2 separate regions of the Homo sapiens genome follow, and region 2 is linked to region 1. The links are chromatin loops, found by intact Hi-C in ENCODE. Cell type or tissue: CD4-positive, alpha-beta T cell. All regions are shown on one strand.

Region 1 (2,500 bases):
AAAAACAAAACAAAACATAGGAGCAGTGGAAGAGTAAATGATGCAAAATGATGCAAACTTTTCCCTTTGTTAAGCAAACTTCACAATTCTCTGTGCAGCTCTCAGATTTGTATCTGAATGAAGGTGCACTTGAAAAGTATAAACAAATACAGATAATCTGGTATTATATGAGTAAATACAAATTTGAGTACAAAAGACATAAATAATTTTGGAGTTAAGTGCAAGAATCAGGAGAAGCAACTTTTGGGTGCTTTGTGGGGATGGCAGGTGGGTTGACATACCATGTTTTTTAAGCCAATACATTTCAAAATGTTGACCAAAGACCATTTTAATTATAAAATTAGAATAGTGTTTATTCCCTGCCCCCTTAGGTTTTGTATCTTGTTAGCAGTGAACCTGGAATGTTTATAGTACTGTTGCAAACAACGGTTTCTTCCACAGTTAGTGTTCCTTCCTCTCTATGAGCCTGCTTTTCCTGTCCCAGTATCAACCAGGCCCTTGCCTCTTGCCTAGTCGAATGCCACTTACGCATCAGGTCTTGTGTTTGGTCCTGTGGCAGTTTTTTTCTTTAGTTTCCTTAGTGGTACCATTAAATACTTTATGGTATGGCAACAACTTTATGTTGGTATCAGATACAGGTAGAGAAAAAAGATAAAAGAGGGATTTTGAAAGAGAAAAGCAGAATGCGGGGAGAGAGGGAAGAGAGAGAGAGAGTGAGATGCTTACTGTGGAAGGTAAGGGGAAACAATTTCTGCTTACGCCATTCTTTGTTGAAATTTCTTCTACCTCAGTAGAGGTACTTAATCTACAAATAGGAAACAAACTTTCCATCTTTTTTGTCCTTCAGTTTGTTGATTTGCTTTTCCCCATGATGGCATTTGAAGGTACCATTGAGTTTGTCATCTCTGTGAAGTTTGGAACCCCAAAATCCAAATTAAAGCTCTGCTTTTTAGTTGGTAATTCGGGTCTGTCCATTTTAGGTTTATTTTGTGGTTGGAAAGTGTTCTTTTCATCCACTGTGGTATGGGGCACCAAAAGAGAAGTAGCCAAGATAATTCTGTTCTTTTGAAAGACTGCTCTGTAGCTAAGATTTGATAGGATGTCCATCCTGGAGTATACTTAGATCCTCTGGTTGGTAGACTTTTTATTTTCTCCCAGGCTTGGTGTGGATCCTCTGTGTGATAACTGTACCACTACTAGAGTTGTTCTCTGTGGAAAATGATCATCTTTTTTGAAACATAACAAACTTAAAAAAACAAAAACAAAACGCTGGTAATTGAAGAATTGCTTCTAACTTGTCCTCCACCAGATGGTGCTAGTGTTACGTATCTAAAGGTAAACTCCTTTGGTATTGAAGTAAGGAGGTTGTGTATTTTCTTTCTCTTTTTCTGCCTCACCATATTTTGCCCTTAGTACTTTTTCATACATGCTACTTTCCTGGCATACTGCTGCATCACTTCACATATTTTATATTGTAGATAGTGAGCTGGTTATGCCTTAGTGATCATGAAGGATAACTTGGGAGGCCAAGTAAAATTCAAGAGGGCAAGGACCAAGTGAAATTTAAGGATGTATAATTTGTATTTTCTTATAAGATTTTTTTAATCATTCATTTGCTTCTTAAATGGCCTGTGTGTAAAAGTTGAGAACTTATTCTTGACTTTTCTGCTTAGCTATCTTTCTTTTATGTTATCATAATGATGTCATAAAATGTCATTGCTTGAGATCTTCTACAAACAAATGATGTATTTACCAAGATTTAAGTTCACAATAACTTTAAAAGAAAGCTTGGTAAATTAAAAAAAAAAAGTTGGCCATTATCTGATATGATTCCCTGACCAATTAATAATTGTTCTTACATTTTTAAACCTTTTCTGATTACATATGAGTATTACATGGTTATTGCAGAAAAACTTAAACAAGAATACAATTAAAGTAATAATACATGTTTAAATACTATTAACATTATATTACATAAGCCTGCTTTTTCTTTACCCAGTTTTAACTTAATAATTTATCATAAATATTTTACATGAGATAAAAATATTTTACAATAATAATTCTTAATGAAAGCTTAATTAAATGAACACTGTAATGATAGGCATTTTTTTCCACTTTGTTTCAGTCACAGTTGTGCTATCATAAATAGTGCAGTTTAATTTTTTTGAATTTTTACATTTCATTTGCATGTATTGCTAAAAATATAATAGCTAGTTCAGAGAGAATGTACATTTTTGTGATTTTTGATCTGATTTTCAATTTACCATCCAAAGAGTTCTGCAGTTTGAAAGTCTTTGACGGGACATGATTCTGCTTGTTTCCGTATGTCCTCTTAATCACTAGATTACCTAATTTATTTTATTTTTTTTTTTTTTTGAGTTGAAGTTTCATTCTTGTTGCCCAGGATGGAGTGCAGTGGCGCGATCTTGGCTCACTACAACCTTCACCTTCCAGATTCAAACGATTCTGCCTCAGCCTCCTGAGTAGCTGGGATTACAGG
Region 2 (2,500 bases), 1.5 Mb after region 1:
GGGGACAGAGTTCAGCCCATAACAATATTATTCCCCAATTCCATCATCGACTTACACTGAAGTCAGAGCAAAAAAGATCAGTCTCAAATTGCAGTGTGTGGGATTTCAGCTAGATGTAAGAAAGGTTCAGGCACTCCCAAATGGAGACCCTGGGAGTGGGATCTCAAATGGGAGAGGGGAAGGAGGGTAAAGATGAAAGCAGGCATCCTAGAAAACATAATACATTTCCAATTAGTTGATACCCTTTCTAAAAGGAGGAGGCTAAGCCAGATGATTTCTGGATCCCAACATTAATTTATTCAATCAATCACTCATTTAGCAGACATTCACTGAGCCTCACCACGCAGCAGGCACAGGAATCCAGAAGCAAGTCCTTGAAGGTTCTTGCCCTTTAGAGAACTTGTACTTATTGGTAAACCCTGGGTAGGATGGGAGGAGGGCAGGGGCAGCCAAAAGAAGAAGGGTGAAGAATGCTCTGAGGCGTGAACATTAATGAAAACACAGACCCCAAGCCCAGTGGTCAGCCCAGGCTTGTACATTTCTTTCCTGGCACTTAGCAGTGTTTCCTGGCACTCAGCAGTGCCCACACCCAGAGTAGAACCCTCTGTTTTTTTTTTTTTTGTTTTTTTTGTTTTTTTTTTTTGAGACAGTCTCGCTCTGTCATCCAGGCTGGAGTGCAGTGGCATGATCTTGGCTCACTGCAACCTCCGCCTCCCAGGTTCAAGTGATTCTCCTGCCTCAGCCTCCCGAGTAGCTGGGACTACAGGTGCGCACCACTACACCCCGCTATTTTTTTTTCTATTTTTTTTTTTTGGTATTTTTACTAGAGACAGGGTTACGCCATGTTGGCCAGGCTGGTCTAGAACTCCTGACCTCAGGTGATCTGCCCGCCTCGGCCTCCCAGAGTGCTGGGATTACAGGCATGAGCCACCACACCCCACCAGACCCTCTATTTGATAATAGGTTGCATAAAGCGTAACCTCAAGTTTCAGACATCCTGAAAGACCTCGAACCTTGGGCCAGCCCAAGAAAGCTGGAGACATTTCTCACCCCCATACGGGGACAGGCAGGTGGGAGGAGGGTGTGGCTGGCAGCCCAGTGGAGTCACCATAGCCACAAACCATGAGGTTTGGGATCAAGTGGGCCCTAACCCTGATCCCACTGCAGCTGCAGGAGACAGGCAGGCGTTCCCTGTTCTCACATCAGACACTTCTGGGGCCTTCCACTGAGGATCGGTCACACCCTCCCTGGGGAGCCCACTGGAGGCCCCTGGGAACTGCTCAGGAGTGTGTGGCTACTGCCAGCAGAGGCCGGGCTGCCAGGGCTGGCTGCTTCCCTCTAGAAGGAGCCGGAAGCTTCCATCTAGAAGGTGAGCCTGCCATCTAGCGTCCCAGTCTGGGCCGCGCAGGGACAAAGGAGCTTTCCCTGCACTGTCGTGTTGGTCACATTCAGCCCCACGGCATATTTAACTGCTGCCCACCTTCTCCCCACCATCGTGAGGTGAGAGCAAACCACCCTCGTTTCAGGGTGAATTTGATTTTTAGAAACAGCTGAAAGTCGTTCTAAGCCAAATGGTTATTGGTGGGAATTCAAAGAGTTTCCCCTGTGGCTTACAACTGTCTAAAGGCAGGTGACTATTTTCAAGTATTTATATATATATATATATATATATATATATATATATATATATATTACATATAATAATATCTATTATATTATATATTAATTATTAACTCTAATATATATATTAGAGTTTCGGGAGCAATTAAAAGTCTCATTGTTTTCATGCCAACAGTGTATACCATGGAACTCAATGTTTTCATACAGAACTTAAAGTACATCTTCCTCTTAGAAATGAGTGTAAGTGCTATCTTTTCCATGCAGACCTAACTTCTACAGGAGAGGAAGAATGGTCTGATTTATTCGGCTGCTGAGGGGAGAGTTATCCACACTGAGCCGGGGATGGAGCCTGGGATAGAGTTAATAATCGAGATATATATAAATAAAATATATCCTGGACCTTCGGAGTTAAGCATTTAATCCAGCAATTGGGCCCTGCCTTTGGGACTGTTTGTCCCAGGGCTTTTTGGGGAAGACTTAGATCTAGGAAAGGGCTAATGGAGGGACATGGAACAGGAGATCAGCTCTGTCCCTGCTCCTCAAAGAAGGGCAACTGCAGGAGGTATGCAGCCCAGTGCCCAAGCCAAGGGTGGCAAAGGACGTGGAGCTCATCTGAGGATACAGGGAAAAGCACCAGAAAGTCAAAGCCACAGTCCCAGATATTTGTTTCTGGTGTGAGTGGCTGAATGCTGCTGCTTCCCTGGAGAAGAGCAGAAATCCAGGGCCCCAGAATGAGCCTGACCGGGGTAGGGTAAGGGGGTGGACAAAGGGAGCCCTCCCCAAACTAATGATGATCTCTGGAGATCAGGCCTCAGTTCCTGAGCAGCCTTGAGTTCCCTGTGTCCTGGGAAGGCCTTGCTGCTACTCCTAGAGCCCCTTT

Evidence for each region. Hi-C counts contacts between places; a loop is a spot of excess contacts. Peaks named below come from ENCODE experiments on the same cell type or tissue, not always from the same donor. Only the 100,000 strongest peaks of a DNase experiment are listed, where the experiment ranks them.
Region 2: a loop joins it to region 1, with 5 times the contacts of the local background. A loop is called at or near these places in 3 of 110 quality-filtered maps.

Annotation. Positions count from the first base shown.
Region 1 is chr2:45,493,688-45,496,187 of GRCh38, reverse strand. All of the region lies in intron 14 of SRBD1 (S1 RNA binding domain 1), which reads left to right. Among named protein-coding and RNA genes, the nearest start is that of SRBD1, 120 kb to the left of the region's middle. In CD4-positive, alpha-beta T cell, CTCF peaks have their summits at 1,080 and 1,327 (motif pointing right); a DNase peak (open chromatin) is centred at 1,317.
Region 2 is chr2:44,043,245-44,045,744 of GRCh38, reverse strand. No RefSeq gene overlaps it. Among named protein-coding and RNA genes, the nearest start is that of LRPPRC, 49 kb to the right of the region's middle. RefSeq lists an enhancer at 1,442-1,491. In CD4-positive, alpha-beta T cell, CTCF peaks have their summits at 1,183 and 1,387; a DNase peak (open chromatin) is centred at 1,374; H3K27me3 peaks cover 220 bases.